Linked DNA regions of Mus musculus: region 1 is linked to region 2. Evidence: chromatin loops called from intact Hi-C (ENCODE). Cell type or tissue: heart. All regions are shown on one strand. Each heading gives the region's core, and the rest is flanking DNA. Links, peaks and the distances in the headings are about the cores only.

The links. A loop is a pair of places that touch in the nucleus more often than their neighbours do. Peaks named below come from ENCODE experiments on the same cell type or tissue, not always from the same donor. Only the 100,000 strongest peaks of a DNase experiment are listed, where the experiment ranks them.
Region 1: it touches region 2 in a loop (3-fold over the local background); 10 of 42 quality-filtered maps call a loop at or near these places.

Annotation. Positions count from the first base shown.
Region 1 is chr6:125,362,428-125,370,750 of GRCm38, reverse strand. It overlaps Plekhg6 (pleckstrin homology domain containing, family G (with RhoGef domain) member 6), which reads left to right. Exons shown (of 17, transcript NM_198604.2): 13 at 37-169; 14 at 255-370; 15 at 6,016-6,167; 16 at 7,032-7,709; 17 at 7,884-8,100. The coding sequence ends at 7,893. It overlaps Tnfrsf1a (tumor necrosis factor receptor superfamily, member 1a), which reads right to left. Exons shown (of 10, transcript NM_011609.4): 10 at 8,268-8,323. Among named protein-coding and RNA genes, the nearest start is that of Gm52918, 6.0 kb to the left of the region's middle. In heart, for the core only: CTCF peaks have their summits at 4,405 (motif pointing right), 6,057 (motif pointing right) and 7,062; DNase peaks (open chromatin) are centred at 2,920, 6,060 and 7,480; H3K4me3 peaks cover 788 bases; H3K27me3 peaks cover 3,713 bases.
Region 2 is chr6:125,309,548-125,317,856 of GRCm38, reverse strand. It overlaps Ltbr (lymphotoxin B receptor), which reads left to right and starts at 3,972. Exons shown (of 10, transcript NM_010736.4): 1 at 3,972-4,267; 2 at 4,371-4,467; 3 at 4,738-4,863; 4 at 4,947-5,105; 5 at 5,491-5,587; 6 at 5,735-5,814; 7 at 8,291-8,309. The coding sequence starts at 4,172. It also overlaps a transcript of Scnn1a not described here. In heart, for the core only: a CTCF peak has its summit at 3,762; DNase peaks (open chromatin) are centred at 2,946, 4,016, 5,016 and 5,486; H3K4me3 peaks cover 2,159 bases; H3K27ac peaks cover 2,813 bases.

The sequences.
Region 1 (8,323 bases), core at 73-8,072, 53 kb before region 2:
TGACCCTGCCTCTTTCTCCTGCACCCCTACCTGTAGATGGATGTGTACCTATTTCTCTTCTCCGATGTGCTCCTGGTAACCAAACCTCAACGCAAGGCGGACAGAGCCAAGGTCATCCGTCCTCCCCTCATGCTGGAGAAACTCGTGTGCCGACCACTGCGAGACCCCAGTATGTCTCTTCTCCAGAGGAGGAAGGGTTGGGATTGGGGTCAGATAAGGCCCAGCCCTTAAAGCAGAGCTTCTTCTCTGTGCAGACAGCTTCCTGTTGATCCACCTCACAGAATTCCAGTGTGTCTCCAGTGCCCTCACTGTGCACTGTCCCAGTTCTACAGAGCGTGCACGGTGGCTGGAGAAGACCCAGCATGCTCAGGTAGGTGGTGGGTCAGGCTTGGAGGCGGGCGAGCATGCATCCCTGGAGCTCAGGACTGGCATCACAGAAGGGTGAAGGAGGGCCGAGAGGCTGGTGCAGGGGCAGATCTGACCAGCAGCAGGTCGGATGCCTTCCAGAGTCTGAGAAAGCCTGTGGCAGCTATTGAGACAATCCAACACGCCGTACACCCGAATGCTTTCCCCATACCGAAACAGTGAATTTCTAAACTTTATCTTCTGTTCAGAGACACCTACGGAGCACTTTCTGGGGACAAGCAGAGCTAGTGCTACGTGCCAGGGAGTCAGAAAAGAATGAAAATACCATTCCTGCCCTCCAGGAATCTGTGCTTCAGCTCATTAGAGTAATCAGGGTACAAATAACAGAAGCAAGCATGCCAAAGACAGCAGCAGGGAACGGCCATGCTGTCTGTCCCAGCAGGCTGCTGGAAAAGCAGTGGTGCTAAGGGAGCTTAGGGGGGAGAAACCGGTGCATCAGAGCAGACAACAAAGCAGGAAGAAGGGAATTACAGTGCAAAGACCCAGAAATAGGAAACAGTCCTGGGTGCTGAGAGAGGCACCCCATCTCTCACTTTATAGGAAGGGACCAGGACTGGATCAAGGTCATACAAACCTTTAGAGCTCAGTAGGAACCATGTTCTCTTTCCCTCCCACTGCCACTGTGTGTGTGTGTGTGTGTGGTGTATGCATATGATTGTGTGTATGTATTATGTGTGGTGTATGCATATGACTATGTGTGTTGTGTGTGTATATGACGTATGCATATAACTGCATTGTTATATATGTGTATGTATTATGTCGTGGTGTATGCATATGACTGTGTGGGTGTATTATGTGTATGGTTTATGTATATGACTGTGTGTATACTATGTGTGTATATATTATGCATATGGCCGTGTGTGTATTATGTGTGGTGTATGCACACGATTGTGTGTGTGTGTATTATGTGTGTGGGTGTACGGACATGACTGTGTGGGTGTGTGCACTCAAGTGTGCGTGTGTGTAGAACTGAGCAGGTTGTTTGCTTGGCATTGTTAGGGTGAGAAGTAGAAGGGTGGATGCAGCAGAAGCTGAGTTCAGGAGGTGGTACCACAGGATCATGCCCGGCTCTAAGGGCCACGCAGGAACTTGAACTTTGACCTGTAGACAACGTGGAGCCAGTGGAGGCAGACTTAAGTGATACAAGTAGGAGCTTAAAAGAGAGAGAGACATCAGTAAAGCTACATCTGTTACTATCAGTTCAGAGGCTATAGAAAAACAGAGGCTGGGCTAGGGTGTAGCTCAGTGAGCGCGCGTGCTTAGCTTGCACGAGACCCTGGAGCTGACTGAGCCATGGTTCCACACAAACAAAGCAAAGCATCCAGAAACAGGGTCCCTCACAAATTTGGAGGCCACAAGTTCAAAATGCAGGATTGACAGAACTGAGCTTCCTGCCCAGGTTCTAGGGGGGCATCTGTGTTTCAGCTACCAATGGCTTCTGTGGCCCTTAACTTGGAGCAGCAACTCCTGGCCCCTCCCCCGCATCTCTGGCTTTCCCCTCTGTATGCTGGTGTCCAGATTCTCCTCCCTTTCTTATGAAGATGCCAGACGCCTGCTTTAGAATCCACATGGAATGTCTGAGGTCTTCACCTTAGGTCCTTTCACATCTTCAAAGACCCGGTTCCCAACTAAAGTCACATTTATGGTTTCTGGGGATTGGGTTTCGGACCCGGCTTTCTCCAGGCAAACCCACGGTGGGAGCAGAGTGGCAAAGAGCTGGAGATTTGCCTTAGACTCTTTGTCTTGCTTGTTGGCAGAGCCGAGGATCAAACCCAGCATCTTTGCTACCCTGGGAAAGTGCGTATCCCTGCACTCCACCCCAGCCCCAGGAAGGAATGTGCACACTTATTTACTTGTTTATTTATTTGTGGGTGGGCGCGTGTATGTGCATGGGCATCACCACACCTGTAAACTTTGCTTTTCCACACCAACCTCTCAAGTGTCTCCTCTTCCTTTGGCTCCCAGTCTTAGAACAAGCCTTCTGCCACATTCTCACTTGGAACTTCTGAGAACCAGTCAAACCTGCTTGTGTTCATATGCAAAATAACAGCCCCTGATAGGCTCTGCAGCGTGACAAATGGGGAGTCATTTCTCCTCTGTGATCAAATTTGCAGTGAGGTTCCCAGCCACTCAAAGCCTGAAACACTGCAACACACACACACACACACACACACACACACACACACACACACACACGCATGCACATGCTCACACAGGGTGAGAGTTTCTCTTAGTTTTTCTTCTGCCCAGAGCTCAGACTTTTTCTTCTTCCCCTTGCAGAAATGTTAGTGAGGCAGCTTCCTTGAGGTGGCTTATGCTTTAACAAAAAATGAGCTTGCGGGTGGGGGTGGGGAGACTTAGTGGCTGGGAGGAGGAAAAGGAACTGAGAACCCTCAGAGGAAGAGGCCAAAAGATGAAATTGGGGCCAATTAAACAAAAGCAAGACTTGAGAGCAGCCCAGAGCCTACGCTGTGCTCTTGGCAAGTTACTAGCCCTTCTAAGCCTGGCCCTCATCTGGGGAAGTACAGTGATAGCCCACAAGCCAGTGAGTGGCTTGGCCTGAGGCTCTGTGCGTCCTGGGAGCGCTACAAGTGTGGGTCATTGTGACACAAGGGGGTGAGCTAGTTGAACACTCCTATAATCCCAGCACACAGAAAGCTGAGGCAGAAGGATTGTGAGTTCAGGGCTAGCCTGGGCTATACAGCAAGTTCTGGATCTGAGCTGCATAGAAAGACCCAGTCTCAGAGAAACAAAGAAGAGAAAGGAGGAGGAAGAAAGGAGAAGAGAGAAGAGGAAAGAGAAGAGGAGAAGGAAGAGGAGGAGGAGGGGGAGGAGGGGGAGGAGGGGGAGGAAGAGGAAGAGGAGCCCTCCCTCCCTCCCACTCTAGCTTTCTTTCCATTACTCCTCACCTTGGCTCTCCTCACCTTGGCTCTCCTCCTGCTGTAGCAGAGAAGATCCCCCTGCTGTAGCTTTTGAGGCAGCTGGAAGCCCTGGGCTCAGCTGCTCAACATCTCCCCCCACCCCAGGGTGGGTTTCCCAAGCTCCTGCCTTTCTTGGGGAGGGACAAGGGCAAGCTTAGTGAAGCCAATACCAGCAGAGATTCTTTAAAGAAGTCCTCTGCTCATCCTTTCCCTCCACACTAACCCATCCTCAGCAGCCATCACAAAGTCAAACTTGGGGCATGGGGGGGGGGAGAGGGCAAAGGGCGTGGCTTCTCCTCACAGCAGGCTGTGCAGCCCACCACCCTTCTGCTCCTACCTTTCTCAACTTCACACTGAGCAGAAAGATGAAGCCCAGAGAAGAGAAAAGGGAGGAGACACAGGAACTGGCCCCCTAGTGCTAGTTTCCTGCTCTCAACCTCGGCTCTGGTTCAGTGACTGGGAAGCCAGGGAAAGGAGAGTTGGAACAACTGTCCACTTGATACCATTTTCCTATGCCTGCCCAACCCTCCTCCAACATGTCTGGTTCTGACCCAGCCGCCCTTGTGCTCCTACCAAAGCTTTGGAGAAGCCCAGGAAGCCCCAGGGCTGCTGGTTCACACTCTCCCAGCTTCTGAGAAAGGACAAACATGGAGCCATCAGCTAACCTGGCATCAGTCACAAGAGAGCGTTGTATGGGGTGAGGGAACACTTGAGGTCTCTGCTCTATGCCAGATGCAGCACCTTAGCTGCCACTGTGGTGGGGACGCCTAGGAAGGAGGTGAAAGACTCCAACCACAGCCACTCTTTCTTTTCCTTTTCTCTTCTCTTCTCTTCTCTTCTCTTCTCTTCTCTTCTCTTCTCTTCTCTTCTCTTCTCTTCTCTTCTCTTCTCTTCTCTTCTTCCCTTCCCTTCCCTTTCCCTTCCTTCCTTCCTTTCTTCCTTCCTTTCCTTCCTTCTTTCTTTCTTTTCTTCCTTTCCTTTTTTCTTTCTTTCTAACAGATTGGTTGATTATGTACACAGTGTTCTGCTCACATGTATGACTGTCCACCAGAAGAGGGCACCAAGATCTCATTATAGATGGTCACGGGCCACCATGTGGCTGCTGGGAATTGAATTTGGGACCTTTTGAAGGGCAGCCAGAGCTCTTAACCTCTGAGCCATCTCTCCAGCCCCTCCTTTTTCTTTTTGAGGTAGGATCTCACTGTATACATTCTGATGGGCCTGGAACTCTCTATGTAGACTGGGCTGGTCTCAAACTCAGAGATCCTCTTGACTCAAGTGGCTATGCCGTGATCCAAATGCTGGGATCAGCCTAGCCTTCAGCCATTTCTTTACCCTCTGGGAAGCTCTTTAGTGTTTCTTAGCCATACCTATGAATATTGCTGTCCATTCTGCCCATAGCAGCCACTTCTGTGTTCCTTCATGCCAAGCCTCCTCTTGCTACCCACCTGCGTCTTCTCAGGCTCTGCTGTCTCCCCCAACATTAACCTCCTGTGATAACTCAAAGCCCTTCAAGGCTGCCAGAAAGCTTGCAGTCACTGAGCTAAGACTTAAAGAGTATACACTCACCCGGCTCTCCTCTCCTTGGCAAGCAGCTGCATCTAAGCCTAGTCTTTGCATCTGTAAGATGAGCTCAGGTCCGTGCTTGCCATGCTGGAGGGTGACAAAGCGCCCGTATGTATGGAGGTCCTTGCATGATATCTGTCAGCTGCCACTTCCTTATTCTGTTTGAAAACTCAGAAGGGACACAGACGTGTGTTCTCTTCTCTTCCATCTTGGGACAGCTTTCTTTTCTTTTCTTTTCTTTCTTTCTTTTTCTTTTCCTTTTTTTTTTTTTTTCTGAGACAGGGTTTCTCTGTATTGCCCTGGCTGTCCTGGAACTCACTCTGTAGACCAGGCTGGCCTCGAACTCAGAAATCTGCCTGCCTCTGCCTCCCGAGTGCTGGGATTAAAGGTGTGCGCCACCACTGCCCGGCTTATTTATTTATTTATTTATTTATTTATTTATTTATTTATTATATGTAAGTACACTGTCGCTGTCTTCAGACACACCAGAAGAGGGCATCAGATCCCATTACAGATGGTTGTGAGCCACCATGTGGTTGCTGGGATCTGAACTCAGGACCTCTGGAAGAGCAGAGGTTTTTCGTAACCACTGAGCCAACTCTCCAGCCCCAGCTTTCCTTTCTCACCTGGCTAAGGGACAGGAGAGTCCTCAGCCTAGGGCAAGCGTGCTCCTGCTCCTCCCTCCTTCAATGAAGGTCAAGGTGATGAGAGAGCAATGAGCCCAAAAGAGGAACCCAAGGACCTGTATGGTCCAGAGCCCTGGCAGCACCATCTTCTGGGCCAGGGAGAGATTCTAAGAGAGGAGCATCAGAGGGCTGGCTTCCCAGGTGGTGTGGGATACAGGGCCAAGAGAGCAGAGGAAAGGGGACGTTCTGTCCGCCCCAATTCCCTCCACCAGCAGCTCTGCAGCTTGCTGCCACCACTGTATCTCGGCATCATTGTGCTCCCTCCCTGTAAGAATGACTCCTGTGGTGGTCCCCAGCCTTCATTGCCCTTTCTCAGTAGGAAAGGAAGTGTAAACCCCTGTGCCTCGGAAGGGAGTTAGGAGAGCCAAAGGTTCTTGATCTGTAAATGAGAGCTCATAATGAAAGTCCCTCCTCAGACCACTCTGCAGAAGCTGAAGGGTGAGCAGTACATTCAACAGAAGAGGGAGCTGCTGGCCCTCTATCGCAACCAGGGCACGGAGTCCCCCAGCACCAGGCCCTCCACACCTTCGCCTTCCCCGGAGGACTCCCAGAGCAGTGCCGAGGGGAGGTAAGACTCCATCACCATGCAAGGAGGGGGGCGCAGTTGGGGAGGAGGGAGGTGGGGAAGAGGGGGGTAAGGAGGAGGGAGGAGACATTTATAAAGCTGAGCAGGGTGAGTAGGAGCCTCGGGGACTTGGTATGAGAACAAGAGCATGAGCTGCAGCTGGGAGTGGAAGAGGTTGGTAGTTACCATGTGAAGGGACCCGTGGCATAGGGTGGGCACCGAGCAAAGGAAACAGAGACACAGCATGTGAACTCCCTGTGATGAGCAGGCTCCAGAGTGAAGGTAGATAGCAGAGTTTCCAGAATAGCAGAGTTCCCAGGGCACAGCAAGCTCCAAACCCCGCAGGGTAAAGAGGTTCGTCCGGGATGCAACAGCTGCTTAGCAACAAGCTTTTAGAGAAGAAGGACCCACCAATGGGCCCACTCAGCAAATCCGAGACAAGCTGCGTGAGATGAGGTCTGAACCAGGTGCTGTGCACAGAGTGGCTCAGAAGCAAACCTGAGCTCTTGTTTGTTTTCGAGGCGAGTAACTCAGACTGACCTTGAACACATCACAAGGCATTCCTCCTGAGCACCCCACCCCCAGCTGACCTCCAGGTCTTTTTCTGTTTCAAATAGGACTTTGCACACTGACTGGGCTAATCTCTGTGTCATTCCAGTTTCAGTATAGGTGCTGTATAAAAGGAGTACCCACGGTCTTTTATAGAGCATAATCCTAAGCAGTGAAGTGGGGAAAGCCAATCACTGTCCTGCACTGAGACAGGGCAGTAAGTTTGGAGGAGACATTTCTGAATGGATTAATAGGAGAGGCTTCTCAGCCTTGAATCCCATTCTCAGCATGAGTCTGACTTTCTACTCCTCACTGTAGGACTTTAGAGTTCGCCATCATCCCCCGCCTGGTGGTGACTGAGGATACAGATGAAGACACGCCCTCCATGCCGGATGACGCCTCAGACTCTGGCTACGGTACCTTGATTCCAAGCTCCCCGAAGGATTCTCATTCCCCCCTGAACAGGCTTCGGTCCAAGGCTCTTCGTAGAGACCCTCGCCTCACCTTCTCCACCCTGGAACTCAGAGACGTCCCCTTGCGCCCCCAGCCTCCCGACCCCCAAGCTCCCCAGCGGCGAAGCGCCCCAGAGTTGCCAGAAGGGATCCTAAGAGGAGGCAGTCTACCCAGGAGAGCCCCACCAATCTGGTCGGAGGAGGAAGACGAGACTTTGGCATCAGGGAATGTGGTGGTAGAAACCCTACACAGGGCGCAACGTCGGAGTCCGCTCCCCCACTCTCCCACTCATACTGACTCTGCTGGGGAAAGCCCCTGGGAGTCCTCAGATGAAGATGAGGGGCTTCTATCCCCTGAACTCCGCCCCCGCTCCCTACGGGAGGACATGCTCAGGGAGATCAGGGAGGAGCTGGCCAACCAAAGGATCGATGGAGCCTCGGAACCGGAACCAGGGAATGGCAAGCCCCGGAGGCTGACTCTAGCCCAGCTGCAGAGAATGAGGGTCCCCCACATCATACAGCTGGACACGCCCCTGTCTACATCGTAAGTGCAGAAACTACTATGGGACAGAAGGACAGTATGGAGTGGGGGGCCGTTCTAAGAGGCAGGCTGTGCAGAGCAGGGAACAACCAACGCAGGGGAGGGTACTCTGCTTTACCCATCAGCCCACTCGTTGCTTGACCTTGACCTAATGCATTTGTCTTCCTTCCTTCACAGAGAAGTATAAGGAATGCTGAGGCCCTTTGATACACCTCCTAGAGAAATTGTCTCCCTAAGAGTGCTGGCCACCACCTCCCCCGGACTCTACCTCAAGGATCCACCTCAAACCAAGCCTGACCCAGGCATCACCTCTGAGGACCCTGGAGGTCAAGAACTGAACATTTTGTCTCACAGACGAACCCCTGAGCCCTATATAAAAGTGCCCAGAAACATGGTTGTTTGGTGAACACTGGATGAGGATGGGAAACGGAAAGCATGGGTACCCACAGGGTGGAATCTACTGTTAGCTGGCAGGATGGCTGGACTTGCCGGGCTATTTTTTCATATCCTGGCTCTGCCCACTCTCTCCTATCCACAGACCACTCTTTCCAGGGTCAGCGATCATTTTTAGACGTTTAGTGTATTTACAAGAGTCGAGGGCTCCAGCTGGAGACCCC
Region 2 (8,309 bases), core at 310-8,309:
TTTTTTTTTTTTTTTTTACCTTGTCTGAGAAAGGCTCCCTACCCAGGGCGTCCTGTTGCCTCTCCCAGAACCCCAAGCCATCTCTTAAATAAGGGGCTGCCTTCTCTGTCCCATTCCAGCCACCCATTGAACCTTTAGTACATCCATAAACCATGCAGTGGCTCTAGGGAAAGAAGCCAACCTTTAGGGTTGCAGTGGGTGCGCATTAGGACTGACAAGTCCTCCGGCCTCTTCATTCCAGAGATGAGTGACAGGAAGGATCCGTTTCTGCTCCACACCTCCAAGGAAAGCCTGCCTCATCACCTCCTGCTGTTCACTGTTAACGATGTGGCCCACGCATGCACCTGTGTTCCCTTCCACAGGCCTACATGTATGCAGACCATTTTATGAAAACTCTGATGACAAGCACCAGGCTTGTTTATCTTGGCGGGTGACTCGTGGCTACCATTTCTGTTTTGTTTCTGAGACACTCACTCTGTGGCCCAAGCTGTTCTCAAATTCCCAGTCCCCCAAGTGCTGAAGTTACAAATGTATGCCACTATGTCCAACTTAATGGTCGTTGCCCGTTGGCCCACTCCGCAGACAAAAGAATCTCACATCTTGGCTAGGATCCAAGGTTTATCATTTTTTTGACAGTGGAGTGCACACGGGAAAAACTTCAAACATCTCGGCTTCCTCCAACAGCATACTGATTTGGGGGGCTGTTAATTTATCAAAATTTCTTACACCTTTCCCCTTTCAGCTTTTATGCTTTCTAGGGTAAAAATGAGTCACACAATTAATCATACCCCTTTACTTTTACACTTAGCACTAACTATGGGGCAGCCTACTGTGGCAAAGAGCATCCTTTTATCATTCTTTATGTAGTATAAATCTAATGAGGTAGACCAGAAAATTTCTCTCTCCCATCCTCATTCTAGCGACCTGTGAAGATGCTTAGGAGTCCCCATTAAGACTTATTCCTTTGCTTAGTTACAGGGCTTGACAAGGTCCTTGCTGCTGGCAATCCCAACCAGGCAATTCCTTACTGTCTGAGCCTGTCTTACACTGCGGGACACAGCAACATCCCTGGCCTCTGCGCTAGGTGACAGTGGGAATTCCAAGCAGTTGCAACCTAAAGTGTCTTTAAGATATTTCCAAGTGTCTTCTGGGGAGCAAGGTTACCAAGATGGAGAGTAACTGGACAAATCTTTGCTCCCACTGAAACTCCAAACACTCATCTGATCTGTCCATTTCTCTCTGTCTACCAGCCCAGCTGGGCTGGCTAACGGAATCAGTTGGCTAAGGGAAATATAAGGAAGAAGACAGGAGTGGTTTAGAGTGATCCACTCACACCAATTCTCTTTGGGAATTACTCATAGGCTGTGGGGAAAAGGGTGTTTCCGCAACCCCTTCGGAGGGAGGCCTGGGAGAAGAGCCCTTCACACCTTCTGGGAGTCTGAGGGCACTCAGTTCTGGTCTGGTATTGCCCAGTGGACATTGATGAAAGTTTCTGGAAGCTGGTAAAAAGTCCAAGTAACAAAGACAATGCTGTGCTCACTAAGAATTTGAAGATTTCTCATCCGGAGTCTCCATCCCCCAGAAGAAGGTTGGAGAGGTATTATAGTAACCATTTTGTATTGTCTGCCCGAAGTCTCCGTAGGCTGCCAGGAGGTGGGTCGGGTCTCCCCACCTTTCTGAGTCCTGTCACAGAACGTGCCCACACTCCTATACTCACTGCATAAATAGACAAATAAACAGGTGAAAAAAGTCAATGAGACCCCACTAATCTACATGTGAAAACTCACAAACTTTAAAATCCACACTAAAGGTAGCCAACACCTTTAATAGCAGAGCTTGGGAGGCAGAGGAAGGCAGATCTCTGAGTTCAAGCCCAGCCCAGACTACAGAGGGAGTTCCAGGTTAGCCAGAGCTACACAGAGAAACCTTGTCTTGGGGGGAGAATGATGTGAAAAAAAAAGACAGGTCACAAGTGAAAGCTAAGTAAGACAACATGGAGGCTCCTAATTCTCTCTCTCTCTCTCTCTCTCTCTCTCTCTTTCTCTCTCTCTGAATAGTACATGTGAATTTTCCCTAATAAAACATTAAAAAAAAAAAAAAGAAATAGTGAAATGTATCTAGGGCCGCTCCCCACCCACCCGTTCCTTTATGCTGTTAAGAGATCCAAGTGAGTCAAGCCCCTGCCCCAACTCCCTGAGCCCAGAAGGAAGAGAAATCAGAGGTCTGCTATTCAGTATCTCTACCACTGCCAGGGAACCTGGGACAATTGAGACAGACAGGTACCAGCAGAGTGGAGCTGCTGGGCCAGCACCCAGGGAGGGGACAGCACAGAGTGACTATCAAGAGCCCAGGCAGCAGTTAAGAGCATCAACTGCTCTTCTGAAGGTCCTGAGTTCAATTCCCAGCAACCACGTGGTGGCTCATAACCACCACTAAGGAGATCTGACTCCCTCTTCTGGAGTGTCTGATGATAGCTACAGTGTACTTACATATAATAATAAATAAATCTTTTTTTTAAAAAAAGTATACACTTAAAAAAAAAAAGCCCAGGCAAGTTCCCCCCCACCCCGCCCCGCTCTGTTCCCCCCTCTCCCCAGGTCTTCTCTAAAACTCAATCCCTTGCCAGCATTTCGAGGCTCCACCGAAAGCCTGTCTGGATATCTGATCCACCATGGAAAAGGTCAGTTCTCAGGTGAGCTATTGCAAGAGAAGGCTTTCCCTCATTCCAAATGAGAGTCCAACCCCACCCCCCACCCCCGAGTCACAAGGGAGGCAGGACAGATGTTGCCATGGGCTGGGATCTGAAAATCAGATCTGGACTGCAGTTAAGTTCTTCCAGAGTGGCTAAGCGGTGTGGACAGCCTTCATTTACACAACGAATATGTACCTGGCCAGTGGCATAAGCCAGATCATGCTAGACTCCGTGAGCCTAGACTAAATAGCCAAACCAGGCCACGGGCCAGCCAATAGCCTAGTAAGGAGCACAGGGCAGACATTAGGGTTCCTTGGGGGCTCCATGGCTGTTTTCTTAATAGAAATTTAGAGGGGTGTGTGTGTGAAGGGGGCTGGGGGGGGGGGTTGGGAATCAGTAGACGTGGGAAAAAGGGGTGTCACATACTTCCAGCAGCTCTGGGCTATTAATGGCAGGAAGAAAAGGCCCACCAGGCTTAACGATCTTGGAACCCTGTGCACCGCTGCCTGGCACCCTGGGCAGGTCTTCTCTAGAAAGTAAGGTACCTACACTGGCTGGGCTCTCAGGTCCCTCGGTTTAAGAGAGTTATAGGCTTATGTGCACACACGCTGGAACTAGGCTACCCAGCCCCAGCCCAGAAGCCCCCACTCACCAGGACCTGGGTTTACACACGCCCACCCTTCCGTGAGAGAGGTCCCAGAGGAGAGGACAGATTCAGGGCCAGCTGAACTCTCTCCAGTGTCTTGTGGTGTGCGCCCTGGTGTGTGGCGTGGGTGGGCTTGTTACTGTGGAAGCTTCTTTTTAAAAAGTCACAGAGTGGAGCAGGCCCTCAGTCTCTGCCAAGTGGGATGCCTGGCCAGACGCTGGCTGCATCTGCTAACCACCTCTGGGTATCCTGGCTGGGTGCACTGTCAATCCCTGGCGCCTCCTCTTTGCAAATCTGACACCCAGCTGTCCACAGCTCTCTGCCTCAACGTCCACGGCAGGTCAACCAAGTCAGCTCTGCCTCGGGCTCTCGGAGGTGGGCCTGACTGATGGCTAGCCACTGTCTCTGCTGCCCCCCTTTCGGCCAGCAAGCGATCCTAATCCGCAATCCCCTCTGAGAGCCAGGCTTCCGAAGAAAGGTGGAGGCCGGGTTCCGGGCCTGCAGCTCTCACGTGCTTTCCCGGCCACCCCCTCCCGCCCTGCGTCGAGGCGGCCAAGCCTGTTCCTCTTCCCCCCCCCCGTCGCGATTGCGACAGGCCGGCCTCTGCTCCCAGGGCTCCCTGCCCCCGCCCCCGGCCGGCTCGCTCCACTCCCACTTCCTGAGCCCGGCGCTGGAGCCCTGGAGGCCAGGCCCGGCCGCTCCCGGCCCCCGGGGGCACGTCGGCCCAGCCGCCAGGCTTGGGAAGTCGTGGCCAACGCTGCTCAGGACGTCCGGGCTTCCCACCTTCCTCCTAGGACTCCACCCGGTCTGGTCAGCCGAGCCGAAAGGCCGCCATGCGCCTGCCCCGGGCCTCCTCTCCCTGCGGCCTGGCCTGGGGGCCACTCCTGCTGGGACTCAGCGGGCTTCTGGTGGCCTCTCAGCCCCAGCTGGTGAGGGAGGGGCTAGGTGGGATGGACCAGGTTTCTCTCTAGCCCTTCTGCCCTCCAGAGCTGACCCTGCCTCATTCTTCTCTTTCTCCGCCTCCTCTGGAAGGTGCCCCCTTATCGCATAGAAAACCAGACTTGCTGGGACCAGGACAAGGAATACTACGAGCCCATGCACGACGTCTGCTGCTCCCGCTGTCCCCCAGGTGAGAACAGTGGCTCCAAGTGGCTTGGGTGGTAGAGGTGAGCCAGAATGAGCCAGCACTGCTAAAACTAGCCAGGAAGGAGAGTCTACGAAGCATTAGCATTGTCCCACGGACACTGAGATTTGAAGAGGTAGCGGCATGTAGCCATGAAGACAGGATGGGGACAAAGAGACCAAGGAGAGGCTCCGAGGCATGCAGCAAGCAGAGGCAGCGGACGCAGAGATGGACTTCTTGTCTCCTGATAACCCTCTTTCCCCATTCGCCTCATAGGCGAGTTTGTCTTTGCGGTATGCAGCCGCAGCCAAGACACGGTTTGCAAGACTTGCCCCCATAATTCCTATAATGAACACTGGAACCATCTCTCCACCTGCCAGCTGTGCCGCCCCTGTGACATTGGTAAGTGGGGACTCATCTGGATCTGCATGATGGGTACGACTGGGAGGGCCAGCTCCTCTCTGACTCTTCCCTCTCCCTGACAGTGCTGGGCTTTGAGGAGGTTGCCCCTTGCACCAGCGATCGGAAAGCCGAGTGCCGCTGTCAGCCGGGGATGTCCTGTGTGTATCTGGACAATGAGTGTGTGCACTGTGAGGAGGAGCGGCTTGTACTCTGCCAGCCTGGCACAGAAGCCGAGGTCACAGGTCAGAGGTCACTGAGGGCAGCCAGTAAAGGGAGGCTGGGCATCAAGGGCAAGGAACGTGATACTGTGCGCATGGTGCTTCTCCCCACTGGTACTGTGAGTGTGGTACCTCTGCCCACTGGGAGAACCATAAAGAATCTATCAGTCCTTGAAAAAGGCTCACAGGAGGGGGTCTGCCAAGACATGAACTGGTATGAGGAGCTTAGAAGGTAGCTCCCTCCTGTCAGCCCTGGGGAAGCTTGGGCAAAACGGCAGGCTGCAAAGCCAAGCTTGGGAAAGGTAGCAACTACAGAGCAGAATGGTTGGCAAAGAGGGGACGTAAAGGAAGGCCACCGAGTCCTCACACTTACCCACTCACCCCCACTGGCCTGCCTTTCTTTTGCCAGATGAAATTATGGATACTGACGTCAACTGTGTCCCCTGTAAGCCGGGACACTTCCAGAACACTTCCTCCCCTCGAGCCCGCTGTCAACCCCATACCAGGTGAGAGGGCCCTTCCCCCACTCACCTCCAGGAAACCCAAGGGTTGTCATCTCCTCCATCCTTGACTTCCGGCCATCCCGACCATGTGTTCCTGGAGCCAGTCACCAAGGGGAGCAGGGAGAAGCTCACAGTCTTGTTTCTCCACAGATGTGAGATCCAGGGCCTGGTGGAGGCAGCTCCAGGTACCTCCTACTCGGATACCATCTGTAAAAATCCCCCAGAGCCAGGTAAGACACCGGGCTGAGGAACACAAGGCAGGGTCGGTCTGGGAAGATGCCTCAGCCCCCCTCATCCACAGAAACAGGGAACAGTGCATCTTTCTTCCCAGGGTTAGACAAAGTCAGAAACATTTCTTCTGAAGAAATCAGAAGGAGGTAGCGTGTAGTTCCATGGTTAGAACGCTTGCTTGGGATACATAAGACCCTGAGTTTGGACCAAAAGAAAAAAAACGAAAACTTGGAAAGGCAGGTGTGGTGGTGCACCCTTGTAATCCCCAGCGCTTGAAAGGCTGCGGCAGAAGAATCAAGAGTTTGAGGCTAGCCTTGGCTACAGAGTGAGCCTGTCTCCATAGAGGGCCTGGAGATTAGAACATCCCTAGACTCTTTTCTTACACTTTCAAAATTATACATATTATGCCAGGAAACATTCCTGTGCTGTGACGTAATTCTAACCGGCTTCATCACTATGCTTGGATGCGATTCCGTCATAGCCTTCCTTCACTAATTGAATACCTCGTTGTTCACTTACACACATCTGTTGGAGACATGCTCCCCCACTGGGCTCTTTCTAGGTTTTCTTGTTTCTTGGTTTCTGTCTTCGAGGAAACCCACTAGTTTCCCAGCCTGGTGGTTGACTATAAGTTCTTCTGATGACTCTAATCGCTACTAATTGGCAGAATGTAGTAACATTTTTGAGTGACCAGACTTTTGTAATTATAGCTTCCACATCCTGAGAACAACTCTGAACCTCTCAGTGATTCCACTTAAGCTGCCTAATGATTCTATAAACTGGGATTATTCATTCTCACTGATGGGGGGAGAAAGCTGAGATGTTAAATGACTTGCTGGAGATCACGTGTGTGTGTGTGTGTGTGTGTGTGTGTGTGTGTGTGTGTATGTATGTGTGTGTGTATGTGTGTGTATGTATGTGTGTATATGTGTGTGTGTTTGTGTATGTGTGTGTGTGTGTGTGTGTGTCTGTATGTGTGTGTGTGTAAATCACGTTATTACTGTCTATATCTAGGTCTTCCTTACTTGGGGCTCATTTATAAGGTACACAAGCTATAAAATGTCCTAAGCCTTCACACCAGTTGTGGAAGCACACGCCTGTCACCCCTACATTTGGGAGGTGTAGCCAGGACCCAGGCTGGGCTGCATAAGACCCTGTCTCTGAGAGAAGGAGGAGAGAAAGAGGGAATGAATGAAAATTCAGCTAAAATTCCCCCACTGAACATAGAACATTTCCACTCTTACTACCTTGGTCTATCCCTTCCAACACATTCCCCGTGCATTTCTATTCATATAATCTTCTAGACTAAAAGTGGGGTGATAGAAGTGTTTTATACTTGACTTTTTTGATAAGGAGAAATTGGCAGTAGATGCTGAACCACTGAGATGATATACAAGCTTCCCTTACACACACACACACACACACACACACACACACACACACACACACATTCCCTTATATACTAGTATATTCCCTTATAGACTATAACATATAACTAGTATATATTATATAATATATTCCCTTATAGACTAGTTAACAATGTGTCATAAATATTTTCCCATCCTCTCTCAGAAACTTTCAGCTATGCATCCAAAATCAACTATGCATCAAATATCACTGGAGTATCAGAGCTAGGATTTAAAAGTCTGTTAGCCTGCTTGTTTTATGTATGACGAACTGATGCTTGGATAGGTGAACTGACTTAAAGACAGGGACCTAGCCGGGCATGGTGGCGCACGCCTTTAATCCCAGCACTCGGGAGGCAGAGGCAGGCAGATTTCTGAGTTTGAGGCCAGCCTGGTCTACAAAGTGAGTTCCAGGACAGCCAGGCCTATACAGAGAAACCCTGTCTCAAAAAACCAAAACAAACAAACAAAAAAAGACAGGGACCTAGGAGTCCAGACACCTGGTCCAGTTTCTCTCCATGCCCTGCATTCTGTATTTCCTTAGGCCACAAGTGTGGTCGAATCACCAGGGGCAAGCTTAGGGACCCAAACTCCCATCTCTCTGCCTCTGTCTTTGCCCTGTTATGAGCAAGGGGGTGAGCAGTTTGCAACTCCTACTCTCCCTGAGTGCCGTAGGCCAGGCTCGGAACTGAATCAAGTTCTCACAGGCACAGAGAGGCAATCTCAGGCCCAGTGGCCCCTCTGTAAGATAGCCAGGTCACGGACATGGGGCTCTCCCCTTAGGCCCAAGTACCACCTCCCCTCCCCTGCCACCCCACACCCCACCCCCGCCTTTCACCAATTTCCAGCATTGAAAGCCAGCTTCCCACTCACTGCTCACCCACTGACTTCCAGAGATCTAGACACCAACACTCAGGACAGAGTCTCTCGTGTGGTCAAAAGATCTTTCCCAAGACCAGCTCAGCCCTTTGTCCCCAGTCCAAGGGACAGGGCTCCAAAAGAGGGACTTCTGAGAGGAGCTCCTCCCCCTTGTCCTTTGGTGCCATCTGTCTGTCTGCTGTCCTGGCAGGAGCAATGCTACTGCTGGC